Regions from separate parts of the Mus musculus genome. Here all the other regions are linked to region 1. Evidence: chromatin loops called from intact Hi-C (ENCODE). Cell type or tissue: left cerebral cortex. All regions are shown on one strand. Links, peaks and the distances in the headings refer to the core of each region. The heading gives the core; the rest is flanking DNA.

What was found. Peaks named below come from ENCODE experiments on the same cell type or tissue, not always from the same donor. Only the 100,000 strongest peaks of a DNase experiment are listed, where the experiment ranks them.
Region 2: a loop joins it to region 1, with 2.6 times the contacts of the local background. A loop is called at or near these places in 2 of 42 quality-filtered maps.
Region 3: a loop joins it to region 1, with 3.0 times the contacts of the local background. A loop is called at or near these places in 2 of 42 quality-filtered maps.
Region 4: it touches region 1 in a loop (9-fold over the local background); 3 of 42 quality-filtered maps call a loop at or near these places.

What each region holds. Positions count from the first base shown.
Region 1 is chr7:122,728,062-122,733,061 of GRCm38, reverse strand. All of the region lies in intron 1 of Cacng3 (calcium channel, voltage-dependent, gamma subunit 3), which reads right to left. Among named protein-coding and RNA genes, the nearest start is that of Cacng3, 59 kb to the right of the region's middle. In left cerebral cortex, for the core only: a CTCF peak has its summit at 3,122 (motif pointing right); DNase peaks (open chromatin) are centred at 3,113, 3,594, 3,935 and 4,666; H3K27ac peaks cover 2,240 bases.
Region 2 is chr7:122,574,904-122,583,175 of GRCm38, reverse strand. It overlaps Prkcb (protein kinase C, beta), which reads right to left. Exons shown (of 17, transcript NM_008855.2): 11 at 655-746. Among named protein-coding and RNA genes, the nearest start is that of Cacng3, 93 kb to the left of the region's middle. In left cerebral cortex, for the core only: no CTCF peak of the experiment used is centred there; DNase peaks (open chromatin) are centred at 3,225 and 5,454; H3K27ac peaks cover 3,211 bases.
Region 3 is chr7:122,465,974-122,474,245 of GRCm38, reverse strand. All of the region lies in intron 5 of Prkcb (protein kinase C, beta), which reads right to left. Among named protein-coding and RNA genes, the nearest start is that of Gm51497, 170 kb to the right of the region's middle. In left cerebral cortex, for the core only: a CTCF peak has its summit at 3,444 (motif pointing left); DNase peaks (open chromatin) are centred at 3,444 and 6,196.
Region 4 is chr7:122,664,551-122,672,822 of GRCm38, reverse strand. Cacng3 (calcium channel, voltage-dependent, gamma subunit 3) reads right to left here and starts at 1,079. Exons shown (of 4, transcript NM_019430.2): 1 at 839-1,079. The coding sequence starts at 1,049. In left cerebral cortex, for the core only: CTCF peaks have their summits at 2,027, 2,236 and 4,717 (motif pointing right); DNase peaks (open chromatin) are centred at 1,695, 2,669, 2,878, 4,727 and 1 more place; H3K4me3 peaks cover 2,386 bases; H3K27ac peaks cover 2,790 bases.

The sequences.
Region 1 (5,000 bases), core at 1-5,000:
TGTGTCCAGGACCTGTTGCTTACTGCTGCACATGTTTATGAGGCTGCTCAGACCTCCCTGCTTAAAGAATGAGCACTTGCACACTTTGCTTAAGATGAACACATTGTCACTTTTTAATAACAGCTCCAAGGGATTGGAGAGATGGCTTAGTGGTTAAGAGCACTGACTGCTCTTCCAGAGGTCTGGGTTCAATTCCCAGCAACCACATGGTGGCTCACAACTACATGTGAACTCCAGATCCAGGGAATCCTATGCACTCTTCTGGTCTCCACAGGCATGAGGTATGCATGTGGTTCACAGACATACATGCAGGTAAAACACTGGTACAATAACTATGGCTCTATATGGAAGTCCCATACAGAAGTTCCATTTGCCAGTCAAGAAAAAATTGTGCATAATGCAGTTTATGAGACTGGCATTCTCAGGAACTGGGCAGTGTACTGCCCTTCCTGAGCAATCGCCGTGCTATGATGGATACTCACTGGGGTATGTTAGATGTAGACATGTCCCAGTGTGCTTAAGAGGCAGAATGTGTCCTTTCCATGGTAGTTATCCCTGTTGATTGTGGAGGTGCAGAATGTAAGAATGGCAGATTTGTGGGGATTTTGCTCTTTTTTTACGTGATATTTTTTTAAAGTGGACTATAATGTTATAGATGCATTTACCTTTGAAGACAGTCTTCATTGTATTTTTCAAACTTAAAAATCTTCAAAAGCCAGAGATAGTGCATAAGAAAATGTTTAGCTAGCCCTGGTGGGGCACACCTATTATCCCAGCACAGATAGAGGCAGGTGGATCTCTGTGAGTTCTAAGAACAGCATGGTCTACATAATGAGACAAAAGTCTTGCTAAGAACTTATCTGATTAGGGTTTATATAATCAATAAAATCCATCCACAAGGGAGAAAGGGGCTGTAGAGAGCCTAGTGCTAGGTAAGGAGGGAGCAGGTGAGCAGGACAAAGGTAACACATTTTGAAGAAGCTCCTTTTGTGTCCTGGGGTGACCAGGATGCGCTGAGGTACATATGACATCACATTGCTTTTCTTGGCTCTGGCTGGACAGTGCCCCTTAGGAGCACCATAAACACTGTTATTTCTGCCTTACCTTGTATTGCTAATGTGAGAGCATCCAAGCAGCGAGTGGGTCTTCAACAGGGTATGGGTGGGATGGGGATGCTAGATGTGAGATGCCGGCCACCACTATACTTCCTTTCCACCTGCCTGGCTTCTGCAACTTCCCGTATGGTACCATCTGAGAAAACTTGACCTATATGATGGCCAATTGCCAACTTGGTGGACTTTTGAATAATCACAAAAACAAACCCCCAGGCATGTCTGTGAGGGGCTATCGAGAGTAGGTTAATGATATGGGATGACTCATGTAAGTTTGGTTGGTTTTATTCTGAGGAGTGGAGTCCCACATGGAAGGACAAGAAGAGCCAAACAGTAGTCTTCGTTGTTTCTGAATGTGAGTGCACTGTGACCTTCTGCCTCGAGCCCCCAGGTCATGACCTCCCACCATAATGGAGGTCTTATATTCTTCTAAAAATTGTGAGGAATCCTATTCCTTTCTCCGTGTATTTATGGTGTGTGTTTTTAGTGTTTATCTTCATTTCCCTTTAAGTCAACTCAATTTCTGTTTTAACTTAAATTTATTTCCAATGGAAACTTTATATCGCAACTGTAAATGGAAAGCCAGTACCTGCAGCCATAAATAGAAGGCTACTGTAAAAATAAACACAATAAAATCAAAACCATATTATGAAATTCTGGCTCATTGCTGTGAATTGAAAAGGAAATATCTTGCTCACTGTGTGATGTGATGTTATTTAATGGCAGGCTGGGAGGCTGAGCATGAGCCGCAGCGGATGCTACAGCAGCTACGCGGTTGGGTAGCTTGCCTGGTGGAAGGAGGGTGCTGGTTAGTTTTCAAATCTCATCAATCTAGGGTGCAGGACAGCGACTTTCCATGCATCATCTGGCTTCCCCCACATGGTTAGGACAGATGGCCTATGTCCAAAGTCACCCACACTCCCTTGATCCTTAGCCCCTCCACATTCTTCTCATGTCCTCCCCAGCTCCCAACAGGGAATCTCTCCCTGAACTATAAGATCCTTGGGCCAGTGTTTCTGGGATACTTGCCCTTCAGGATGCTATGATGTAGCCAGGAACTATGAGCCTGGCAATTAGTGTTGGCAGGAGGGACCACAGAGTACTGTGGTCTGGGTGGGAAGAAGAACATCAGAGGCCAGGTACTGAGTGGGAAGGATGACATCAGAGGTCAAGTACTGAGTGGGAAGGGGAATCTCAGAGGCTGGGTACTGAGTGGGAGGGGGCACCTCAGAGGCTGGATACTGAGTGGGAAGGGGGACCTCAAAGGCCAGGTACTTAGCAGAAAGCTGATATTGGTTCATTTGATCATTAAAAATACAACTAAGTATTAATGATGAGTGTTTGTTGCATACTGAGTGCTACACCAGACTCTAGCAAAACAGAGGGTATAAGAGAAAGGACAACATTGTCCCTGCATGGGACAGGTCCTGTGAGGAAGCCAACAAAGGGTCAAGACAGCCAGTGACAATAGGAGGACGCAGAAGACTTTCAGAAAAGGGCATTTTGGCTGAGACCTGATGCTGAACATGAGCAACTACACTGAGAACAGGAGAGGAGGCATCCAGGCAGCCAGAGGCAGGAGTCTCACCCCAGGAGTCCTGTACTGGATTGTGTTTCTCAAACTTCTGTCGGGCAGAGTCCCTTGGGGGGTTTGTCCAGGCACAGCTTCCTGGGCCATTCCTTTAGAGATGGCATAGCTTCCTGGGCCATCCCTTTAGAGATGGGATTTAGCAGGGTTAGGGGCTGGCTGGCGGTTCTGTTCATGGTTAAGAAGCCGTGTTGCAGCCAGGACACCTTCAACAGAAGCAACTCAGATAGGTCCACCTTAGTTTCCAGCTTCCTAAACTGTGAGCTAAGTCAAACCTTTCCTGATTTATAAAGAAACCAGCCTTAGATATTTTGTTATAGCCACAGAAAATGGACAAGTACAAAAGCTGTCTGCAAGCACAGATGTCATGATTCAGGCAGACTAGTTCTGTCTCTTTAGACTTCTGTGTCTGTCCACAGGGTGGTGCCATCTCTGGTGCAAGTATGCCAGAGAAAACCTGTGATCTGAGCAGCATGCGGGGGGGAGGGGGGAGTCGGGAGGTTGGACTCCATTTTTCCAGAGCTGTGGATTTGGGCTTCAGATAGGAGTGATCCAAGCCCATGTCCTACCTGTCCTTTGTGGACATGAACTCCTTCATAGTCTCCCTCTGGCTCCTGAGCAGGAAGAGCACACCTCCATGGCTCCTCTCTAGCCACCCCAGCTCCTATCATTTATTTCCTGGATGTCCCATGGCCTTGGAGATAGTAACCTGGTTGGAAAACTTGGTGGCTCAGGAATCACCCCCATTCAACTCATCCTTCTTAGCTTTGTAACCTAGTTTTAATTTCTCAGCATCCTGAAGCCTTGTGAAAACTAGATGACACAGTTGAATTAAGTAAACCACCAGAGACAGACCATATGGACAGCAATGGGGTGATGGCTCTTTGTCGCTTAGTGGTTTACATGTGGAACTTCTCCATGCATAGGACATTCCTAGCTCCAGCCAGTGGCTGGCACCATCATGCCAGCACTCTAGACTATTCCATTGCTGCCCAATTGCATGCACAATTTTTCCTTTATATTTCACTAGTAAGGGCAGAAGAGCTCACAGAAATGAAGCCACCTAAGACAGCCCAGCAAGGCAGCTGTGCTGGAATTTGCACCAGGTTTGAAATGTGCTCTGCATCTGGAATTTGAGCTGTCTGTCTCCCTCTTCTCCACGTAGTGCACTGTGTCAGAACCTTCGTGGATGCCAGGCAAGGGAGCTGAGTCATTTGCTCCCAGGAGCTGAGGCTTGATAAGGCACCGTCTCCATCAGGAGTGCCTGTGGCTGGGGAGAGGATCTGGCCTTCGGGAGGTGGAGTGGAGTTGCAGGTGTCTCAGCGAGGAGGTTGGGAAAGCAGCCAGAGTGCAGGGAAGCCACACATGGATTGATTAGGAGATGCCTCAGTGAACAGCATGGGCCCCACGCCAAGCCAGCTCTGTGGGGGACACAGAAGGGGGGCATGACCTTCCCCCAGGATCTGTATCTCACCAGGGACAGAGATCACAGGTTCCAAAGAGGAAATCCCACGTTTGTGGGGGCAGGCAGAGAGCAGGCTGAGGTCTGGGGGCAGGGGCTGCGGCTTGGGCTGGAAGGAAAGACTGAGTAGCGCAGTTTCAAGGGTTGCCACAGACTGGGCTGGCAGGAAAAGTTCTTATGGGGGCTGGTGGAGGACATGAGACATCAAGACCATACCTGCTCTTAAGCACCTCCCAGTGGGGGTGACACTGAGGGTATTGCTACAGCCTGGCTCCCAGGACAAGTTGTGCCCAGCCTCTGGCCCCCAACTTCTTCAGTGAAACAGAGATAATCGAGTGCTTTCCCAGGCTTGCTGTAAGATGAGCTGAAATAGCATGGTGCACGCATGGAGCTCATGTATATCCATGGTATAGATAGATACATCCTTGGTTCCCACTGACTCCCCAGGAAATGTGGTGGCATTATTCTGAAAACTGGAAAAAGTCTGCAGGGGCTCTCGCCTCCTCCTCTCCCCACTGTGCCTTGCCCACTCTCCCTCATCCTCATGTCTTCCTGGGCACCCACGCAGTCAGGCAAAGGGAAAGTGAGAAATAGGATTTCTGTGAGCAAATTACCCAGGATACATAGTCTGTGTGAGGTATCCTAGGATGCGGACAGGGATGGTGGGCACAATAACGCAACGGGACAGAGTAAGGCGATGCTGTCCTGGTTGCTGAGGAAGAGTCTAGGGAAGTCCAGCATCCTTTCCTGGTGTTTGGATATTTCCTCCAAAAATAAAACGTCTGGATGTGCTGCAGTGTTTAAGATGATGCCCACAGGCGTGTGTGTTTGAATACGT
Region 2 (8,272 bases), core at 1,345-6,344, 150 kb after region 1:
TGATCTCTTGCTGGTTTCTGCACTGGGGGGGGGGGGGGGGGGGGGCGGGACAGAATGAAGGAACCCACAAACCATAGCTGCAAATCATCTCAAACCCCCATCTCCCCAAGAGTCAGAGGGAAGAGGTGTAGGAAACAGATGAACAAACACAGGTGGGTCTCACCCACACAGACCCTCCCCTAGGTCTAGAATCTTGGCGGTTCCCACCCTCCGGGTCTCGTTGCCCTTGATTGTAAAGCTTGGGTGAGATTCTCTCCCTCACCGTACCGCTCAGGATGAAATGAGATGGTGTTTGTTCAGTACTCGAGGGTCTGGCACAAAGAACGCTCTCAATAAATATTAGCAAATGAACAGACAAAAAACCTGCAAAGACATTCCCCAAGGAAGTTATAAGACCTTTCTCAGGATGGAGGGGCAAAAAAAAATTAGAGATTATGAAACAGTCATTGGTCTAGAGCTATGAGTTCTTAGCTGGCCTTCAGGAACATAAAGAAACATCTCAAAGCGAGCAGAATACAGTTGTCCTTGGCCAAATAACGCTCACAAAGAAGAAGCCTGGGATGTTGGGGTAAAAAAAATCCCTAGTAGGCTAAAACTTAAAGGAAATGACAATCATTTATCCCAAGGAAAGGGCACAAAGAGGGTCTGTCTTACACAGCATGGGGCTCCTTGAAACGGCCAACTTGTTGGATGTGGTACATGAGGTCACCCCCGTTCACATACTCCATCACAAAGTACAGGCGGTCCTGAGGAAAGAGAGCAAACACCAAAGTCAGCACCCCATACTTTCTCAGGACCCAAACGGGGAGCAGGGAGTAGCTGGGACTTATGATGAGAGCTACCAGAACTCCGGAGTGTTCTTTCAGGCAGGGCCCAGCACCCACTAAGGGTGACCTCTGAGCCACTGTAAGCATGCAGGCTAGCACAGGTAGAATGAGAACACTTTTAATTAATAACTACAAATTGAAATTCATTTGTGCTGGAAAATATAATTAACACATGGATCTTACTACTTAATTGATATTATTACCTAGTTCAGGGTTTGCTGGAACAAAAAGTAATAAATATTGGGTATATAATTTTACAGTAATAGATATTTGTGGGAGCCGGTCTTCAGGTTGGCTCTCCAGTGATTTCACCTCCTAATGTGCATGCTGTCCTGGACTGTCTTCCCTCAATGACTGGGCTAATTTGTGTAACCAATAGGATGCATGACTTTGGGGTAAGGTCACAAAAGACTTTATGGCTTCCATTGTGCACCTTCTTGGATTATGTCTTCTACGGCAGCCGTGATGTGCAGACACTCAACCAGCACTATGCAGAGACCTACTGACAAGAACTCAAAGCTTCTATCCACAGCCAGCACCAACACCCTAGTCATATTACCGAATCACCTTCCTCGTCTCAACCTTCAGAGGACTGAAGTGGTCGCCACTGGCCACTTGACTGTCACTTCTTTTGAGACCAGAAATTAGACTTTTAAGGAGATGTGCTAGCCTAAATCCCTGACAGAAGCTGTAAAGTGATCAATGTTTACTGTTGCTTTAAGCCACAGAGTTTTGAGGTGACAGACAACTAACCTGGTGGCTACCAAAATCCATCAGTTAGCAGAGTTTCTAAAGCAACAGCCTAGAAAGACAATGCTGTACTTTGGGCTTGGAATATTTCCCCAGATATTCACGTCTGGAAGGCTTGAGCCCTGACCGTGGTAGTTAACTTTCTTGACACTGTGGCTAAAAACCTAAGATTGCAACTTAAAGGGAGGACAAGTCTATTTTAGCCAGAGCTCTTAGGACTCAATCACTTCCCACAGGGCCATCAGCTAGGAGTCAAGGCCCCAGTATATAACCCCATGAGAATGCATCATATTCAAACCAAAACCATTCAGCAGCGTCCAGAGGTGGGACTTGAGGAAGTGACTGGGTCATGAGGATTCTGGGCTCATTAATGGGTTAACTCTTATGAGTTCATAACTTACTAAGCTACTGGGAGACTTTAGGAAACTTTAGGAGACAGTAGCTACTGGAGGAGTAGGTCACTGGTAGATGATCTTAAAGGGGGTATTTTGTCCCTAGCCTCCCACCCTTCCTCTGCTCTATCCCAGCATTCCACCATTGTGTTCCTCCTCGATGAGAGTAATGGTGGGTAGGCTCACCATAGACTGAAACCCATGAAGCCATGAGCCAATGGACCTTTCTTCTCTTTAAATTGGTTCTCTCAGACATTTTGTTATAGCAAATGTTGGCATGCACACAGGCATAATTCAGGAATTTTCATTGCAAATCCAGAAGATTGCCCCAAATCCCTCAAGACTGAAATTTAAAAGCAAGGGGAGAGAAATCATAACCTCTCTATCAGAAGAAATGATGCTCTAAAGGGACACCTATACCTTTCCCTTCAGCTCTCAGAATGTAAAGACAATGGACCCCAAAGAATTAAAATTTCCCCAGAATTCCCATACTAAGAGGAGACAGAAGAACTGGTGCCAGCCTATCCAGAGGGAGCATGTGCCTTGCAGGAAGAGATTACGCACAGCCAGACTACCCTGCAGGACAGAGCAGAGCTAAGATCATGTGAAGGGCAGGACCATGGCTTGACCAGGGCAGCTTCGTTATCCATATGTCTCTCCCTCTATCTAAAGCCAAGCCACACCATAACCCCCAAGGCAGACTCATAGTTTGCTTTTTTCCAAAGTAGCCATATTGAATAATCTAATCTCCCTTCTCGGACTGCTTTATGTAGCCTTGAGGATCATGTTTTTATACATAACAACAAGAACCTAAAACAAGGACATATGCAGAAGTGAAGCAACTGGGGCCTGGAAAAAAACTGTATCTCAACCTAGGGGACTTTGTACATGTTTCTCAAGGCATGCTGTGAGCTCTTTCAGGTCAGGGGCTGGGTAAGCCTGTTCCTGGCACTTGAGCAACACAAGAGGTGCCCAGAGAGTGAGAGAACACATGCTTAGATGCAAAAGAGACCTTTTTTAGGAGTGCAGCTCTGGCTCTTAATAGCTGGGCATATTTGACGTGTTGATATCTGGGTTTCCTCATTTGAACAGTGGAGGGAATCAGATCCAGGGTGCTGTCCATAAGGCTAATGAGGCAGAAGGTATCATGGTCTTGGAGAGATGCCTACCTGAGATTTGGCATCTTTCCTTCTGTCAAAGGGTTTTGCTAAATGAATAAGCAACACCCCCTCCCCTTAGCTCTGCCTGGGTTAGAGCGTTTCTTTAGTCTGCTTTCTTTTAGCTTACCATGGCAGGGCTTGCACTATTTGCAGGAAACTAAAATCCCCCTCATGTTCTAAGCCTAAAAAAAATGTTTCCTCTAAATTATCCCACCCAATCTAAGTCAGGTCTGCTTGTTATGTTCTCCTGTAAAACCGCGGATGACCCTCTGATGGCATCATAGTTTGTAATTACTTAGTCAACCCGATGGCAGTTTATCTCAGCTGTTTATCCATTTGTTCTTTAAATAAAGAACTATTTACAGAGCCTTACTAGGTACCAGGTTACAGGTGCAGGAGAAATCAGTGAACAAAGTCAACAAAACTCCCTGGCATCTATGTTTCAACTCAGTGGAGACACACTGCTAAAGATAAAACTAGCGGTTACAAAGTGTCAAAAGGTAGCCAGTGCTATGTAAAAAAATCCAGGTTAAAGAGACTGGGGTGCCGGTGAATGAGACAGGGAAGAAGGCTGCCAACTGCAGGAAAATGGTCGGAATAAATCACTGAGGAGACACTTGAGCAAACCCACATAGAGCAGGCATGGATCTGGTAGAGGAAAGAGCCCAGCAAAGGCCATGGGTAGAGTTTATCTACTATAACTTAGGATGCACCAGGTACCGGTGATTGTGCCGAACAGAGAAGAAAGGAGACAGGGTGAGAGAAGAGACCAGATCAAGTGAGGGGATCTGTACATGGGAAAATGCAAAGATTTGGGGCCTTCATTTTGTGAGCGATGGTCTAGAGATGGATATAGTACTTACTGAATGTCTTCCATCTCTGGCCAAAACAATTGATTAATGTAAATTAATGATCGAATAGATAAACGGCACAGGAATCCTTGGGTACCCAACACACCATCCTGAGTTCAAAGGTTGGAAAACAAATGGTGTCTTAGAAGTTTCTCTGGGGATAGGCCTCAAGATCACTCTATGTCCCTGGGCCTGTGTCCTCTGTGTATGGTGAAGACAGTAGAGCCAACCATCTCTAACAGAGTGGCTCCTGTCAGACACACATTGCTGAGTGCTGTGACTATGTCCCGGATAAGGGGCATCACTCGGCTTCTCAAGCCAGGCCAATGCTGTATCTCACTCTAATAGGCACCATATGAACTTGGTGGGTCATAGCCATTTTTTAAAGAGAAAATTTAAGCAAGAATTAGAACGGAATGGTACTTAAGAATGGAACAGAAAGGGTCAGAGTCCCATGTCTAGAGCCCTGAGTATGTTTTTGTAAACTGTGGGTTGGGTTATTTAATGTGTTGGTAATGCTGAGGTGTGATGTAAAAGTCGGCTTTACGTGTAAAGTTGCAAAGCCTACTGGAAAGGTTAGCGCAGAAACTGCAGGGCAGAGATCCCAGACCCATAATGAACACAGTGTTGGAATACCACTCTGCCACTTACTGGCTATGCTACTGCCATGCGATTATTTAACCTCTCTGATCTCCAGTTTTCTCTTCACTTATACAGTGGCTACTCCTCACCTACGGCATGTACATACTGCCTAAGAGAATTCTGGCCATAGAACAAATGTTTAATCCATCATTTAAAGAAAAAAAAATTCCTTCCAGTGCATAGGCATTTATATTACTTTATATAAAAGGTAACATGTGTGGTCAAGTGTGAATTTTGATAGTTGTAACACAGACAATGATGACACGAAGCCACCATCACCAAACACTTGATGTTTACCTGAGTTAAGGGACCTGGCGAAGCATCGCTCAGCTGCTAAGTGGCAGAGCCAGGATTTGAACCGAGAAGGATCAGTTCTAGGGTCAACACTTGCAGCCTCTCACTATGCTGCCCCCAGTGAGTACAAGCAGCGGGGAAAAGTTCTGGGAAGGATATATGGATGCATTCTTCCTCCCATCGAAGCCTCTAGCCCATCAGTGCTCTGTTCCCTGCATCCAGCTGGAGCTGCAGGTTTACAGTAAGCAGCGCAAGTCAACCAATTATATATATATATATATATATATATATATATTCGTTCTTTCTCAAATCAATACTACTTCCTCTTTCTAACAACCTAATGAGAGGCAGAGAGGGAAATGGGGTGGTGGAATATGAAGTTAGCACAAAGGTTGCACCAAAGATGGTGGCACAAAGCAGACAGTACACCAGAACCCAACGACACTCAGCCCCTGGTTCTTGGTGGTGGTGGTGGGGGGGTGATAGAAAACAAGCCCAAAATAGCATCTGTCTTTGCTGCACACTGAAGAGAACCAAAACACTCGCTTTTAAAAATTATTTTTAAAACAGCAGATGGCATTGGCCACAGAGGGAGAAGTAAGGAGAGATTTTACTTGCTTCATTTCTGGCTGGATTAGCTTAACTTGCTAATCTCCCTCTCCCCAGACCCGACAGTCAGAATCCCAGTACCATGACGGCCCCATTCAGGCTGAAGCTATATGGTCTGTTTCCACTGCTAACTACGTGGGAGAACCTTGACACCAGCCATCTCTGAACCCTACCTGACAAGCTTTGGCTGGCCAGTGTCTTGGTTATGAAAAGCTATGACTGGTATCTTGCTGTCCTTTAGCCTCTGGACACCTAATGATGCCAACGCTGTGTCAGATGCCTCTCCACTGTCAGCCAAGCTGCCGGGAGGGACCCACAGTGCCAGTGTGAGGCACCGCCAGACACCTTTCCAAATGGCACTGTTTCTCAAAGAAGGGTAGCAGATAGTCCTAGGTAATCATAGGTGTACACGTCTAACTTCTTATAATTTGTGTTTGTGGAGCTTGGAAATACAGTCAAATATAGGAAGCTTCTTACATCATGGGTGTTATTGCTGAAGAGGAAGACTAAGGCACACGGAGTCATACGAGATAGGAAGCCATGGGTGAGACCAGCTCATGTCTGAAGATGATGAAGAAGAGGGAGCTTTAGCCCGTCTCTTCCCCCCTCCCCCACCCCCGGGTGAATTCAAGCTCTCCAGTAAGCTTTACTCCTCTCTTAAAATACACTCAGGGTAGAGTGGTATCGGGGGGCATCCTCTCCTCTGAGGAGAAGGGGAGGGAGAAGGGGCCAGGGATTTGCAAGGACAGGACTGGGGGAAGGGAGACAGGGCATTGTGATTGGGATGTAAAGTGAAAAATGAATTATGGAAAGAAATATTGTTAAACGTAAGCAGCTTTTCAAAGATCTATCCTTCCTCACCTTAAAAAAAATAGTCTTAGAAATTCAGTTTATGGGGTTTTTGTCATTGCTGTCATTTGGTTGGCTATCCGGCTTGCTTTTTGTTTATTCGTTTAGTTGGTTGGTTTTTGTCCTTTGTTTTTTTCTGACTATGGTGAGACAGGCCTGTAATGAAGCACGTGAGCAGCTGAGGCAGAAAGACCATAAGACCATCTCGTACTATATAGCAAGACTAAAATAAGTACATAAGTTGAAATTCACTTTAAAAACTGAAACGTAATTGCTTAAATATGTTAAATCTTCATAACTGGAAAGGCACTGTCCTTGTAAAAACTATAAACTCAGTCTGGACTCTGCTATTTACATTCTATATCCAATTTGACTTTGGTGCATCAATATTTTAAAGAATTTATTTTATATATCAAAAACAAACACCATTTGTCCATGTCACAAAGTTCATATCCTGCAGTAGCCAGGAATGACAAAGTTTGGAAAGTCCAACTGGGGGCCAACCAGAGCCAACCTTGAGTAGAGGCAAACTTGAGAGCTTCCTCTGAACATATGTTTGTGTGTGTGTGTGTGTGTGTGTGTGTGTGTGTGTCTGTGTGTGTGTGTGTGTATGCATGCATATGTGCGTGTATGTGTGTATGTATGTGTGTACGTGTGTATTAGTCATTACAGAGGCCAAAATAAAGAGTAAGATACAGAACTTTTCCCTAGAGCATCTAAAATCTTGGTTAAAATATACATATAACTAATTCAAACCATGCTCAAAATAAATGCAATAGAAGAAATGGCATTAAGAGAGCCAGGAGCAAACCCTGGGACCTCAGTTAACTATAGGATCTCCTCCACAGCCCTGGAATTTGACCTTGTTCCCCATTCTCCTTACAAAACCATTGCCTCAGACGTTCTTTGTTCTCAAACCTGTGGTATTCGATGAGGTTTTGCCTGATGGGCTCCCCCATATAAGAATCATAGAAGTATTTACTGAGGATCACCTTCAAAATGGGTGTACCCCTCCCCCTCTAGTCACGGCCCAGGGGCTCTCTCTGGACTGACACGTGTTGCCTCCAATTTCTATCCTCCCCTCTCTCCTGAGCTCCAGCCGGCTCCAGCTGGCTCCAGCCAACTCCAGGACGTTCCTAAGTGGGCGTTCCACTGTCATCTCCAATTAAAAGCACAGAGAGGCAAACTCACCAACTCTCTCTTCAAACTAGCCAGTCTGCTCAGCCTTAAAATGCCTCTTCAAAAGTGCTGCTGCCGTGGCCTGTAAGCTGAAAGGGGCTCCTGTGCATTTTCAATTCTTTTCTTCTTCTCCCCCCGCCCCAAATTCCCTCAGTAAATTCAAAAAGCTAAAAAACAAAACAAAACAAAACAAAACTCATGTATACATGTCATGTATAATAGTTGTGCAGAATTTTCTAAATTTGGAATGCGAGTCCAGGGTGTGGTCATATAAAATGATAAGTGCACTGCCTACGCACAGTTCATCTGAGCAGAGCACATGGAGACAGAGAACGCAAAAAGAGGCAATCCTCCCCCAGCGTAGCTGAAATAGAGTGGGGCATGATGCCTGTGTGGTGGTGGTGGGATGTCTGCCATTTTCTCTGAGATTATGGTATATGTGTGTGGTGTATGGACACATGTGTCCAGGTACATGGGCCCATGCATGTGTGCTGAGTCTAGAGGATGATGTTGAATGGCCTGCTTTATCACCCTGCCTCATTTCTTTGCGTTAGGGTCTCTCACTGCCCTGAGGCTGGCAGCCTATCAAGCTCCAGAGATCCTCCTGTTTCCTCCCTCACAGCAGGAGGGTTTACGGGTATATGAGAGCTGGGTTCTGAACTCAGTTCCCTGTGCACATGAAGTAAGCACTGTCATCCATTGGACCGTCTCCCTGGGTC
Region 3 (8,272 bases), core at 1,463-6,462, 260 kb after region 1:
GGGCTCTTCAAAACACAGAATTTTTCCTGGCACATGTTTTCATGTTCCTCCAGGTGTGGCAGTTAGGAGTGAGTTTACTTCAGCTGTTATGATTGCCTGCACGGGACAATGTGTTTGTGCCATGTGCAGCCTATCCTTGGGGCTGTGTACTTTACTTTTTAACCCTCGGAATATGAATTGTTTATTGCTCTGAATAAAGTTAGCTGTTGCATGAGACAGTCTGCCTCATTTTCAGGTCCTGCTCTCCCAGATTCATGCTGTCTGTAGTTCAGCTCACTGAAATGATTCACTCCAGCCAATCTTAACCCTATTTCTCTGACCTCACCTATTTCCTTCCACAAAAACCATCCTATAGACTCATACCCATGTGTGTGTGTGTGTGTGTGTGTGTGTGTGTGTGTGTGTTGTGATTTATAAGAGCTAGTTTTACACAGTGGGCTTCAGTCTGTAAAAGCTGATCTAGAATGTGGAAGGTGGTCATCTCTCTGTCCTAGGTAAAATCTGAACTGCTTTCTTTTGATCTGGGCTTCATGTTTGGTAGCTAGAGTGTTCTCTGGAAAGAGCGCTGGCTCAGTATGTGGGCAAGGACACTTGGCTGCTCAGGAGTGTTTGAAGTTGTAGGCTAGGGACGGACTAAGCTGAAGGAACTGAGATGCCTCATGTGGGAAGTAGGAGATCCCAAGTCACTATACGCTGTCCTGGATAGGCTAAGGAACGGAGCTAGCAAACACTTCAGGAAAGTATCCTGAATGTCTACTTAGCCACTTGCTTTCCTGGGTTCCTTGGTTTTCTGGGTTCCTGGGTTTCACTGGTTGACTTTGGCTATAGTTTTTTCTCCAATACCCTCCTCCAGACTACCCTACCCTCAGTACATTCAACTTCTACTGTATCCCCACCTCCACCCCGTTCCATTGACTCAGAGTGGCTCTTGGCTCTGAACTGTCCCAGGGTCTTCCAAGGTTCATCACCCAAGGTGGTAAGGTGTTTCCCAGGATATACTGTCTCCTGTGAGCATCACTTAATTTTAACATAAAAACCTTTTTCTCTGGATACTATTGTGAAGCTGGGACAAGTCCCTGCTAGTGTTCTCTCTGTCTCTCTGTGTATCTTTCTGTCTCTCTCTGTTTCTATGTCTCTCTGTGTGTCTCTCTCTATGTCTCTGTGTGTATATCTCTGTCTCTATGTCTCTGTGTGTCTCTGTCTCTCTCTCCTTCCTCTTCTCTCTTCCTCCTCCTCCTCCCACTTCTCCTCTTCTTCTCCCTCTCCCTTCCTCCCTCCTTCTCTCTCTTGATGTTCTCAGTTCTCGAAGGCTAAGATGTCTGAGAGCACCCAGGGAAGTGGGCAGGGGAGTGGCTGAGGACTCAAGTCCTGGAGTCATGTCTGACTCCTGGGTCTTGTATGCTAGATGGGCCACTTGACAGCTTCGTGACTCTGAACGAGGGGCTGAACTCGCCACACCACAATCATTGTGCCTGACAACTGAGTGGTCATCCTCAGAGATGTGAGGTGAGGTGGGGATTCGGTGAGACGGTCTCCTTAAAGCACCTGATATTTAGTAAGGGCCAGGAAATGGTGGCCAAATGCACCACCAGGTCGGTGTTTGAAGCAATCGGCGTAGACTGTCTCTTTGAATGTCTCTGCTCCCTAGATCTCAGCTCTCAGGTCAGGCAGAGAGAGCACTGCAGCCAGGAACAGTCGCCTAGTGTCTCACTTTCTCAAAGACTTGGCTGCAAGGTTGTAAGCTCTCCAACTATGCCAAAAAGATCGGTGCAGAAACAAGCAAGCACTACCATTTCCTCAGGGTGTGGCTCCACCTCAGCCTTTCTCTGCTGGGCCCCCAGGGACCTGGACTTCTGGCTCAGGGGAGCACAATCAGATCAGCCAGGCTGAAGAGGGAATTAAAAGGTCACTGGACAGAAGATTTAGTTAACAGAAGAGTCAGTCAGGAAGGGCCCAAGGAGATGGGTCGGTGTGGGAGTGCTTACCATGCAAGCTTGAGTCCAGATCCCGGGCCCCCGAGTGAAACCTGGAACAGTAGAGCTCTAACCCATGGTGAGTGGGTGGGGCAGATCCTGAGAACTTGCTGGAATGTTCCAGGTTCCGTGAGAAAAGGCATCCTCCACCTAACTATTTCTCAGTCCAGGGATTTACCCAGCCTCCTGGCCAGGACTCGACCCATAGAAGACATCATTTTGCAGAAGGACGGGCTGATGTGAAGATGAGGAACCCTTTCTACCTTACAGTCCTGCAAACATTGGCTCTCCCTCTCCTCCCTCTCCCTGTTTTCCTCGTCTCTAAAATGGAGTGGATGTTAATAACTACCTCAAAAGGTTACCATACATGGGAAAAGTGCATGACCAACACCAACACCGAGCGACCTGGCGTTGTCGTCAGCAAATGCTGGAGGAGACAGAGTGAACCCACCCAGACCTAAGGCCATTCTAAAGTTGGAACCACCCCTTCGTCCCCACAGTTCCTAAGGCAGCCTGGCAGAACTGTCATGGTAGACGAGCATGCAGCAAGCATTAGCCATGGCTCCCCCCAGCCCTCTAGCCCACTCCCATCCTGCCTCCTGCAGAGAGCTTCCTGGACTGTCTCCACTGCAGTGCTCTCTTCCTATCTCTTTAATAGTCCAGGATCCCACCCCAGCCACACCACAGCACCGGGCAAAGCTGGGCACTGCATCACTAGGCTTAGCCACACCCACTCCAAACAGTTTCTGTAACAATTCTTCTCCTGGCCTCTGCCTCTGTTGTTCCCCCTGCCTGTCATGTTCTTTTCTGGAAACTGCAACAAGCTCTCTTCCAAGCTTGCCACTGTAGTCTCAGACAAATGCCACCATCTCCGCTAGTGACAGGCAGGCCACGGATCACACTCCTTTACTTCCTCACAGGCTGTCTTAGGGACATGTCTTGTTTATTTTGTGTTCATCTCTCATCATTGAGAAAAATGAAGGCGTCGTGAATGTGCCTGCAGTCTTTTGCAGGAGAGCAGGGGAGGAACACAGGAGGCACCCGGCAAATATTTGCTCGTGAGAGATCTAGCTTTCAAACCGAAGCCTGCCCCTAAAGCCCAGACTCGAAACCACAATGCTTCAGCAACCCATCCATGAGAAAAGCCAGCCAGAAGCAGGAGCCTGGCCAGCTCTTTTGGACAGATGCGAGTTCCCTGCGGGAGGTAGAGACGCGGGCTAAGGGTAGAAGGCCCTGGTGATCTGGTACCAACTCAAGCCGAGAGCTCATCCTGCATGAGGAGTCTCAAGCCAAGACACAGAAGATTCAGAACAGAGCAAGAGGGGGTCCTGGCTCAAGGGGCTCTGATCTCAAATCTTCACAACACCTGAGATGCTGTGAGGGTGGAGGAACTGGTAGGCATCCTCCATACAAGACATGGGCCCCTGTGCCCAACCCACATGGGAGCAGAGCACGGGTGCCGCCTGCCCCCTAGTGGCCAATGAGGCAAACTCTTTCTGCTTCTCTTGGGGTTCTTAACCAGCCGCAGGGTGACTGGGATTTCTGAGTGCAGAAATGTGCACAGGGATTTTGTTAAAATGTAGATATCGACTTGCAGGCTTGGAGTTGAGCCTGAGATTTCTGAAGGTCTAACCAGTTCCCTGATGTTGCAGCTGGTCTACAGAGCAGCTGGGGTGTCCAGTGGTTTCTGAAACAAAAAAACGGAACTCTGAGGCATTAGGAAGTCAGACCACAGGATTGAGAATGGAAGGTACTGTCGCGGCAGGGGTTTCTTTAAGTAAAAGAATCTGGACTAGAGGTGGGATTGGGTGGAGCTTGGTGGTGATGGAGCTGCCGGAAGAAGGCCGGCCACCAGTGTGCCTAAAATCCAAAGAACAGACCCAGCTCCTGAGATAGAGAGACAGGGAGAGGCAATAGAAACTTGAAGTTCCCAGGCAGGGCATAAGCCTGGTTCTGCCAGGCCCATGCCCACCCAGCATCCTGCTCAAAGCCACCAATGTACAGTCCCTGAGTATGTCCACTCAGTTTTGATTGCTACTCTTTGGGGAGCCATTTTATTAAAAGCTTTTGTCCTATTTAAACATTTTTCCATTTTACTGTTTGTTTGGTTTTTTTTCTCAAAAGGTATAAAAGTAAGAAGGGGTAATCGTGGTGCACACCATTAATCCCGGCACTTGGGAGCTGAGGCAGAAGGATCTCTCTTGAATTCAAGGCCAGGCTGTCTACAAAGTGCGTTTCAGGACGGCTACACAGTGGGGAGACGGCTTCTCTGGGTGAGGATGCCTTCTCTACAACCCTAAGTACCTAGGTTCAAATCCCCAGCACCCATGTAAAACGTCAGGTGTACACACCTGTAACTGCAGTCGTACAGGGTGATAGAGTCAGGAGAATTGCTGGGGCTTGCTGGCTGCCAGCCCAGCTCCAAATTTAGTAACAAATCAGACCAAGAGTGATAATGTCCTCATCTTGTCACTGTGCTTGTTCATGGATGCATACACATGTGCACACACATGCACACTATACAATATACACACACATAACACATATATATGTATATCTATATACACACACACACTCATATATATATATATATATATTTACCACACATCTATATATACATATATATCCACACACTTGCACACATACACATGTACACATACATCATTTACACATGCATGCCACAATATACACATATGCATACACATAAATGCTCACATGTATTCACGTGTACAGATGTACAGATACATCATTTACATACACATACATTACACACATACACACATGTACATACATTTACAATACTTATATATACACATACAACACACACACACACACACACACACACACACACACACACACAAATGTGATATAATCCCAGTTCTTCAGGAGATGAGGCAGGGGGATCATGAGTTCAAACTCATCCTGGATAACTTTAGCCTCTATCTCAAAATTAAGTTCTCAAAGGAAGGCTCAGGTACCCAGCATTGGTCTGGCATCACAAGGCCCTAGATTCAAGCCCCAGGACACAAAAATGTAAAATGTATCTACTGCAACCAGAGGAACAAAGAGAAGAAGAGACGATGCTCTCCCCACCTCCAGCAAGGCCTCCACTCCTGATCCCCTGTGACCCCAGTATCTGCAGCCCAGCTCATGTGCTTCCTCCCCTTTAGTCCCACACTTATGAAACACACAAACACACCTTGTACACAGGGAGTATCGGCTGCAGTTGCTTATTTAGTCGATGGGAATTCATAGCAGATACTTTTATGAAACCTAACCTTCTTACATAATGGCTATGGATGTACCTCTAGGTCCAGGGGTTCTTTTCAGAGGCAGCCAAGGAGCAAATAGTCCAGGCTACACAGACCATATGAACTCTGCCATTTGATTGAAAAAGAGAAAAGCAGCCAGAGACACCATGCAAATAAATATGAGTGTGGTATAATAACATCTCATTATAGAAACAGGCTAGATTTGGCCCCAAGTCATAATTTGCCAACTTCTACAACAGATCAATAGCTGTAGCTGGGTTGGTGTTGTTTAATTATTTAGAATTTGTATTTCTTAAGTCGTATAAGTAGAAAGAAACACAACATAATTTGAAAGTATATGGCATATAATTACATGACTTAATGAATTGTATAAACTGAGCACAACTGGATAACAATTCCTGTTCAGAAAAGGACTAGCCTATTCAAAGCCGACATTTCAGCAACTGCCTAACATCCCAAAAGACGGATATGTTCTGTTCAAGCTTATTACTCTTTCCACCACAGTCGGTAAACACGCTCATTTGGTACCTGTTCCTCTGTGTGACAGTGTTTATTTTAGTTGGACAGATTCCCAAACAGGGAATTCGAGAGCCACCACACATAGGTGCATTTTAATGAACATTGCTAGGGACTCCTCCAGAGATGGTAACAAGTCAGAGTCGGGTGGTGCTTTCCTTAGTGAAGCTCCTCGGGCAGTTAGAACAGTGCTTGTGCTGTCTTCCCTCTTAGGGTTGGGGGCCTCGGGCCATTGCCTGACCTTGGCTCTTCCCCTAAAGCTCTGGGAGGACCAGGACAAGGATTGAGCAGCTCAGCTTTCTCCAATTCCTCGAGATTTTCAACAACCAACACATCCACCTACAACTTCCGGGCTAGAAAGGAAGCATGGGCTGGCCCTGGCCTGTGCCGTGTGCAGACCGCTCTATACTACTGCAGAGGTGGGAAGACCACATGACCCAGCTTCTTTATGCCAGCCAACGACACTCCACCCTGCCGGGCTCATTTCAAGAGTTGGCTCTCCAGCCAACGCACAGGAAGGTTCCGAAGAGCCTGCTTCACTGCACTGTGAGCCCTTCACACAGCAACAGCTATGAAGTATGATACAGCCTGAGGGGTTTAAGTTGTCAAGGGCTCCTTAGCTCCCAGACTCCCTAAGGGCACATGGGATAGTGAGGGCAGGACCCCCCTCGCCCCCCAACAGTGTTTAATAGATCCTCACTGATTTCTGTGACATCACACACACACAACTGTGTTTAATAGATCCGTAGTGATTTCTGTGACATCAATCAATCAGTCAGTCAATCAATCATCAATCAATCAGTCGAGGAGGAATGGATGGGGCTATGGCAGAGTCAAACGCGATTGTCAAAACTCAGATACTGGACACTGCAGATGTGTATATAGGATAATATGTAAATTCTCTTTCAAAGTTTAAAAGATAGATTCTGATTTTGAATTGTTCATATGATGGATCGTTTAGCAAGAACTGAGTGGATGTCTGTAATTTACTTTGAAGTGTGTTAAAAATAAGACAGGTGGGTGATTGGAAAGCAAGATAGACAGACACATGATCAAGGCCAGTGTGGTCCCTGGCAATGGGAGCTCTTAGAAGGCAGATGCACGAGGTCTGCTGTGAAACTGGTGGCTGAGAGAAACACTTCCTGATAAAACGTTGGGGAAAACTGAAAGCCAGGAGGTGGTCATCCCTACTCCTCACTCCTCAGAGTGTCGCCGTACAGCACATACCACACACTGACACGATAGTGCAAGCAGAGAGTCCCACGGCTGGCAACACTAAGGACACTGCACGAAACAGCCTTTAGGGTGTGTAGATAAGGTATGTGAGACATGAAAGAAGTCCACCATCTGTGTGAGTCACACCTTCAATGCATCTCACTGTGTTTCCACAGATATTCCAAAAGTGGAGAAAATCTGTCATGTAAAGGACTAAAGATTCCACACTTTTCAGATAGAGAGTGTCTGAGCATTACTCCAGGACTGGGTCCTGTCCTGCTCTGTGTGGAGCCTTCTTTCCTCTGGGCCTCAGTGAGCCCATCTGTGTGGCAATGCCCTTTCCTTACAGACAGTGACAGTGATGGGGTGTGTAGACTTCATCCTCAGTACGCATGCCTTTGTGTGTGTGTGTGTGTGTGTGTGTGTTTACATTTCGGGGGAGGGGAGGGGAGAGGGGACTGAGCTCAGAGTCTCACAAATACCAGGCAATTTTCTACTACTGAATTATTTCCCCAGCCCTCTTTCTGGATTATTTTTTTATTACACTAATTGATTAGGCATATGTGAGTGTATGTGTGTGTGTCCACACATATGCGCACATGCACAGGAGAAGTTGCGGTCAGTTCTCTCCTTCCGTCATGAAGATCCCAGGGATAGAACACTGAGTCAAGCTTTCCACGAAAGAACCTTTGCTCAGGGGTCCATCCTGCCATGTGTGCAAGCCCCTCCCCCACCGCACCCTAAGCCCCCTTTTTTTCTTTCTATTTTGAGACATGTTCTCACTGAGTGGCCCAGGCTGGCCTCGAACTCATCCTGAAGCCCAGTTAGGCCTTGAGCTTGTGACCCTCTGCCTCAGTTTCCCAAGCAGCTGGAGTTATGGAAGTGAGGCACCATGCCATGCTTAAACTGGAACATTTATTTAAAAGAGACCAAACTTCTGTGGAGGGATGGTTTTGTAGTCAGCGACTGCCCCCTTGTGGTCCTGAGCTGCCAGTTCACATCCTTTTTTTTTTTTCTTTTTCCTTTTCCTTTTCCTTTTCCTTTCCCTTTCCCTTTCCCTTTCCCTTTCCCTTTCCCTTTCCATTTCCCTTTTCCTTTTCCTTTTCCTTAATAAAGCCTTGAAGCCAACACTTGGCTGGGTAATATTTTGAAGCATTATCGAAAGCTGCTTTTCCTCCACCACACTCCCCACATCCCCCTCTTTCTGCTTCAAACAAGTCATCAGCTCAAAGGAAGGATGTGACTGAGCAAAAAATAAACACAGCCGCAGGTTCATTCTGACTCTGCACTCAAATA
Region 4 (8,272 bases), core at 1-5,000, 60 kb after region 1:
AAGCAAGTTTAGTAGTGACATAGGCTACCTAAGAGCTCCACATTCTAAAATGGCCTGCCCACCTCATTATAATTTAGAGCAAATCCTCTAATTTTTAAAATTAGAAGCAATGAGATGCAATTCTCAGAGTCAGTCTTATCTAAATGTCAAGGAAATACATTTGCTGGTGATGGGCGTGATTTATGAATGAAGTCAGGTGGAGAGCAAACACCAAGACTTCAGTTTTATTTTGAGCCTAAATAATGAAACACTTATTCATAAAGACATTTTCTTTAGATGTGAGGGTGTGGGGATTAGGGCTTACATATTGTTCCCTAGTATAAGTTAACAAAGGGAGTTCATGACAATGTCTAGTTGGACCAAACTCAGAAGAGGCTGGTAAGCTTTTATTGATTAAAAGATAAAAAACCAGATCAGAGTGCTCCAGGTTAGATCAGTCCCTCAGCACCTTCCTGTCTTCTCTGCTTCCATTCCTTAATAATCCCCATTCACCAAAATGTAATTAAACAAATCCAAAGTCTCCTTCTATAGACAGAAATCCAAGCAGTGCACAACATGCTTAGAGACTCGGGATTAGAGGCTTTCTCAACTGCAGAAGGTGTTTAAGAGCGTTACAAAATCACATCACATTTGGCATAGACCAAAACCAATCAACAAGACCCAACCCTTCCATCCACACAGCACCAGGCTCCGTGGAAGCATAGTCTGGACCCTCACATATTTCCAACAACAATTAAAACTATTTTTCTTCCCCTCCATTGCCTCTATTTCCCCCCCAACACATGTCAGGACATTAGAAGCAGATCATTCAGAGCCAGTGAGAGGAATTTGTAAGTACCTTCCAAGCAGCAGGTCCTCCACAACCCGGAGTGGGTCATTACTTCTTCATTCTTCCTGCTGGTTTCATTGTCACTTGTAGATTTAGTCCTGCACACACCTCTGGAATATAGCCAGTAGTCCGTGCCCACTGCAATGGTCATTAAACTAAAAGCTGCGAAGGCTCCTACAGTAGTGATCAACATCTGGATACCTCTGTCACACATCCTCATAATTCTTCATGGTACTCTGAACGGCTGGGGGTTGGAGGGGTAGATTCAGTGACAGACGGGAGAATCACTCTGCAGCTGGGTAACCTAGGACGGCCTCTTCCAAAAATCCAGATCTCCTTTTGTCAGCATCCACGGGGACTTTGGGAAAGCTGGGATTTCCTGTCTTGGGCTCTCTCCAGTTCCCCGAGTCCTCTATGGCCCTCGGGAGGGTGCGGGCTCCAGGGGGTTGGTCCACATCACTGCCGCGGTCAGAGGATTCCTGGGTTGCTTTCATTCCTCAGGAGCTTGGTGAGGACTAGCGTTTGTGCAGGGCATGGCTTCGGAGCTTGGAGCTGCCAGCTTGGTTTGAGATGCGCCTGGTTTCTCACAGCCCCGAGAGACTCAAGGCAAAAGAAACCCAGAGAGGTCTGGTGTGTGAGCGTGTGAGCGTGTGTGCGTGTGTGCGCGCGTGTGTGTGAGTGTGTGTGTACGTGTGTATGTGTGTGTGTGCGTGTGTATGTGTGTGTGAGTGTGTGTTTGTGTGTGTGTGCGCGCGTGCGTGCGTGTGTGCGAGCGCGTGTGCTGGGGGTGAGGGCGGATGGCAAAAAATAGCTCTGCTGGGAGGCGAGTCGCTGAGAAGAGTGTTCACTGCTTCCCCAGCCTCCCAGGAAAGCTCTCCGCCTGCTCTCCACACCCCCGCGCAAACTGGAGAAAAGGGAGAGTCCTGGGGCGGGGGCCGGCCACTTGCGTCGGAGAGCTGAGGTCCGTGGTGCTGAGCGGACAGCTCCTCTCCTGTTGCCCAGCCTCCCACTTCTCAAGGCCGGGTCGTTGGAGGTCCGTGGTGCTGAAGGGACAGCTCCCCTTGCCGCTGCACCGTTCCTCGTGGTCCTAGTCTAGGAACTCCGGGTGCTGAAGGGTCCCTTCCCTAACACTCTCCTAGTGCGTTCCTAGAGCCAGCCAGCCAGCTCAGCTCTGCGTACTCAAGCCCACAACCAAGCAAAGTTTCGGGAGCCCAGGGCAATCAGCATCAGGGCTTCAGGGCACTGCAGTACGGCGGATCCGGCTCCTCAGAGGGAAGGGTTAAGGACAAGGGCCCACAGCGCACTCTGGCGCGCGCGTTATCTCAGAGCCCACCCCACGCAGCATTCTCTAATCAACCCTCCTCCTCATCCCTGAGCCCAATGAGCCAGGCAACTTTGCTCTTTGCTGCAGGAGTCCACTAGGGAGACAGAAGCCGGGAAAGATCTAATCTTTTTAAAGGGATGGGAGACTGACTGGTGGCTCACTTGGGTGGGCAAAATGTTGTCTATGTGTATTTGTCTCAATTTCATTCCTCAGAAAACAAACCAATATGTCTACCCTCCTGTCTCCGGAGCTCAGATTTACACAGGAGACAGTGTGCTTACATCAGACCCAGAACCATTCATATGTATATGTGAACATATATACCTCTAAAGGGCTGAAGGAACTAAATGTACCTAAACTGTTGTTTACATATCAGGGACCTTGGATGAAGGGATGTAAAGGTTTGATTTCTGAATACACTTCTTAAATATTTTCACACTTTTACATTTGAGGGGGTGGTGAATTCAGGATGAGAGAGCATTGAAAACGTCAGCTTCTCTCCAAAGGCCCTGGTGCTGTTCATTTGTTAACATCTTCTAAGTCAGACCAGGATGCAGGTGTAATTAGGTCTGGGCTCCTTGCTTGCCCAAAGCACAAATGTCATCACACACCTGTGAGTTCTTTCCCTCAGAAATAGCAAATGCTGAAAAGAACTGGCACAGACCAGCTTCCCGGTTCCATATGTTCTAGCATATAGATAAGGACACACACTAAGTTGACTTCAGGCATTCCACCGAATTGCTCTGACCAATTATTTTCTTGTGGGCTGACAGGTAGTAACACCCATTTGGATGCTTGGAATTGAGGCTGCATGCGCTATTTCTACAACCCATGAGATGTGCCCACAACCAGCTGTCATAGTTGAGTGTTATTTAACTGGACAAACATATAATGGAAGGGGATCACAGACATCTCCATTCCCCAGGATGCCATTTCTGGCTGTATGAGAGCTTCTATTCAGGTAACTGAGTAGGGGCAATATACTGAAGAAGTCTCAGACTTGGCTCACAACCTTTTTGTTACTTTGATATTTTTATTTTTATGTTAATGTCATTTGAAGATTTGGTTCTTGGTGTTATATATACATATGCGTGCACATATAGGCTTATTTGTATAGTTGTGTTTATGTCTAAATGAGTACTATGGTCAATTTTGTCATGATTTCTGAATGCCTATGAATTTGTTGCAGACATAAAGTAGATATGTGAGTATATGTGTACACACACATGGTGCAGTTTGTAGGGTCATGTGATCGTGCTTTATATAAATACACAGCTGTATGTATGTATGTATGTGTGTGTGTGCGAATATGCAGGTACAGTGTGGATTTGTCTGTTTATATGCATTGAGTTGTATATATGTATGTCACATTTATACTGACAATTTAACATATAACAAAATGAAATGCATTTTTAGGGCCAAAACCATAACTAACAAGACTAGAAACACATGGAAGGCAATGGGGGAAAGATACATGAGCCTTCCTGTAAGGAGCAGGAAGAACAGTTCAAGGCCATCCTAGGTTTTCTAACAAGTTTGAGACCAGCCTAAACTACATTAAGACCATTTCAAAAAAAAAAAAAAAAGAAGAAAGAAAGAAAGAAAGAAAGAGAAAGGAAGTTAGCAATCACTATTATTTGTATTAACAACAAAAATAATAGTGATCAAGAATGTCAATACTAATGTATAGAAAGAAAATATCTAATAAAAATAAATAAAATAAGAAAAAAAGAATGTCAATACTAATAACTGAGAAACAGATTTTCTGTATAAGAAAAAAATACCATGCCTAGAATGCCGGGATTACAGGTATAGCTTTCACACACAGCTTGATTGATAACTATCAATTTAAAAGGCCACATAGTTACATGAAGGTGAAGTTGGTCTTTCCTGGGAGGTTTTATAAGATAGGAGGATATTTTCTTCTCACTCTCAGAAGTTTAAATAATATGAAGTAATTAATAACAATCAAACAGACCTTCCTTGATCTGTTTTATTCTTCTCTCACTCCAGCAGAGGTGGGAAAGGTGCACTCTGTAGCAAGGCAGTGATGGTGGGAGGGCTTTGGCCTTAGGGATAGTGCACTCCATGACTCCATTCACCAGACGCACAGCAAAGCAACGGTAGCCCCAGATCCACATCCTCAGATTTGTAACAGAAAGCCACACATACTGGGTGTCTAGCTGATAGAACCAAGTACCCAGGTAGACTACTGAGAAGAACAGCCAAGTGCTCATGTGGACAAGGAAAACAATCATACTCAGAAAGCAGAAGAGAAATGGCTGCAATGCCCAAGAATAGAGCTTTGTGCTATAGCTTGATGACATTAGATCATCCTTGGTAACCTTTGTGCAAAGCCAAAGCTAATTTGAATGTGAGGGCATTTGGAACATGTCAGAGCATCTGACTGAAGTGAGAGCCAGAGGCAGGGAGCCCATCACTTAGATCCTAACAACTTCTCCTGGTTTACTAGCGGGGAGGACCTCAGTCTTTTATTCAGTAACACCTGTAGGTGTGCACATGGGTGTGTGGAATCTGCTGCTGGGCCGAGAGAGAATCGCACATTCTCACCACTAGAGGGCTCTTTCATCGCAATTCAAAGCATCCTCTTAAGGAAATGGAGCCAGAGGCTTCCTCCCTGTTTGCCAATGATCCTTTCTGACCCTGCTCATCTGGCAGGAGACTCAGAAGGCATTCTGACAGCTTTAAACCTGTGCGTCTTTCTCTTATTGAGACTTTTTTCTTCCACTGAACTCTTAGCTTGCCATTAACAGCCATAGTATATTTATTTGTGCCTTTTTTCATCTGTTAGGGTTCCACTTATAAAAGTATTGTTAACAGCTAATTCAATTGCATAATTTTTTTGAGTGCCCACCATGTATAAGCCAGCCAGCTCTGCACTTGGGACAATGACGTAAGTCTCATTCTCCAAGGAGCAGGAGAAGCTATATCATCGAGCACGTTTTATCTGCAAGCGCCAGAAACTCACTGGAGCTCACTTGAGAAAATGGGGAGTGTAGCATAGAAATATGGAGGATGTTTTGAGGAACCCAAAGCCAAAAATGAAATTAGAATTGAAATCAGACTCGGAATCTTGAAGTAAAAGCCACTGAGATCCTTGATGGCTCCTGTGTTTCTCAGCTGTGCCTCCTTTTAAGTTCGTAGAAGAAAAAAAAAGGTTTTATCTTCTGTGTTGCACTCTCACTGTTAATAACACCTGACCTAAGCAGCTAGCAGGATGGAGGTGGTGGTGTGTGATCTACTGGCTCCTGGATTCAGAGGTCTCAATCCATAATTCAGAGAGAGCCTGCTAGATCAGGGCAGCTCACACTATGGAAGACAAAAGGCAGAGAGGGAGGGAGGGAGCAGGAAGAAAGAGCTTATCCAAGAGGGAAGAAAGGAAGAGATGAGGAAGAGTGAAGGGGGGAGGGTGAGTGCCCTCAGCCTATGGACTGCCTGAGAGCGAATCTTCCCCTTTAGGTTAATGTCTCTGGAAATGACCTCACTGATAAACCCAGTTATGGGGTTTACGAATCTCCCAGGTGCTTCTCTAGTTAATCAATTTGATAATCAAGCTCAACTCTCACATCTTCTTTATTATTTGATCTTCAAGATGGGAGTTAGATTGAGCTCCAACTTAGAATACCCAGAATTGACAACCTAACTGGTTGAGCTTGTGTTGTGATATTAAACTGTTACCAATCAAATGAGCTCAGAGGGAGGGGATCCTATGATACAGTCTGGCTAAGAGGACCATGCCCTGTGAGCTGGGGAAGGGAGGTAGCACACAGTATCCCAACACTACAGATAGAAGCCAAGACACATAGATTTGGCTCAAGGAAGCAGATATAGAATTTAAGCATCTTGTAAAAATAGCAAATGGGTTCTAGAGAGATGGCTCAGCAGTTAAGAGCACTGGCTGCTCTTCCAAGGTTCAATTCTCTGCAAACCCAAATGGCAGTTCACAACCATCTGTACTCCACTCCCAGGGAATCTGATGCTCTCTCTTCTGGCCTCTATGGCCACCAGGCATGCACATGGTACATAGACATACATGCAGGTAAAACACCCATACACATTAAATGAGTAAGTAAGTAAATATTTAAATGTCAAAGATAGAATTGACATTATTCAATTACTATATCTAAAGCAGAAGAGGGGGTAGGGTGGAGTAAGTTAAAAGACAAACTGAGTGCCCGGGTGCAGAAAGACAAGAGGGTCTAGGGTAGCTGGAATTTTATCTCAGCTCTTTCTATCCTACTTGGTTTAAAATCTTATGCAAGCATATTTTGGTAAGTGTTCAAAGTTAATTAAAAACTAAATGCAAACAAGAAGCAGCAAGCCACCAGTCCACTGTTCTCAGCCACCTCTTGATTTATCAGCACAGAAATGTCAACTGTTTGGGTAAGCTATTCCTAATGCCTGGGCTTCTTCTCTCTGCAATATCCTATTCACCAAAATTTTTCAGGGTGTGTGTAGTGCTGCCCACCTAGATGGTTCAACAGTTAAAGGTACTTGCTGCCAAGTCTGATGACCCGAGTTTGGTCTCTGGGACTCACATGGAAGAGAGAAAGATCATCCTGCAAGTTGCCTTCTTATTTCCACATCCACGTCTTGGTAGGCATGTGCCGGATGTACATATACACATAAGTAAATAAACATAATAAAAAGTAAGTTTTAATTTACAGAAATTAAAATAAATACCCCGTGATGAGCTCAAAAGAATGTCACAATCTCAGAGCATCCTTCCCTAATGGTGCTGTCTAACGTATCACCCAATATTTCTCTCTCCCCTCTCACTCTGGGGTGTGTTTCGTCACAGCATCTATCATTCCTGAGCACACAAACACTCAGATGCACAGATGTGTGATTTTGCTTGCCCACATCTTCCCGATGAGGATGTTGCTTCCTCTTGTTTACATCTACATTTCCTGGCCTCAGACTGTTGCCCCGGATTTTGTAACTACTCAAAGAGCATTTGTTTAATCTATTATTTGAGTTAAGTAATGATTAAGCTTTACACCTGCAACAGGCACCGTTGACTCAAGCAACAGGCATCTTATTCTTGATCACCTGGAAATTCAGTCTAAAGGAGTGAACAGTAATAACTAGGAAAATAAGAGCACTTGTAGCAGATGTGGTTGGCTGGATGCCCTTTACCAAACTGGTATGTTTATGTAATCCTCACCCTGAGCCACAAACCACAGATGCATCTCTGGGGACAACTCTTTTAGCTTATGGAAGCTGCCTTGCCTAAGGACTGGCATGTCCCTCAGGGGCAGCCTGCAACCTGAGGGCAGTAAATTCAGGAATGTAAAGCCATCTTGCCAGAAGAAGAAACTGTATGTTCCATGGTCATTCATGGATCATGCTAAGATTTAGATGTCACCAAGACCACATCCTTGTTTGCCTTTGACTACTTTTCCTGTGGTTCTTAGGCTCTAGAGTACATCAAATCACCTACCGTGGGGCTGGGGATGTAAGCTCAGTTGGTATACTGCTTGCCTAGTGTGTAGGAAGCCCTGGGTTCAATTCCCAACATCCCATGAGCCTGGCACGATGCTGCACACATGTAATCCAGCACTCTGGTGGTAGAGGAAGGAAGATTAGAAGTTCAAAATCATCCTCAGCTATCCAGTTAAAGGCCAACCTGGATGCATGAGACCCTCTCTCAAAACAAACTGTTCTTTTTTTTTTTCTTTTTCATTTTGTCACTTTGCACAAATCTAGAGTTATCGGGAAAGAGGAACTTTACTGTGAATCCTCCCATCGGGTTGGGCTGTAAACAAGCCAGTGGAGGCATTTTCCTGATTAATGATTGTAAGTGAGAAGGTTCAGCTCACTATGGGTAGTGCCACCCTTGGGCAGGTCCTGCTTGGGCACCCTTGGGCAGGTCCTGGGTTGCATAAGAAGCAGACTGAGCAAGAGGAATGGAAACCCTTCCTTCCCTGTGGTGGTTTGAGAGAGAATGGCCCCATGAGCTCATATATTTGAAAGTTTGGTTCCCAGTTGCTGGACTGTTTCGGGAGGATTAGGAGATATGGTCTTATTGGAGGAGATAGGTCACTGGAGGTGTGCTTTGAGTATATCATACCAACCCCTGCCTTGTCCTCTCTCTG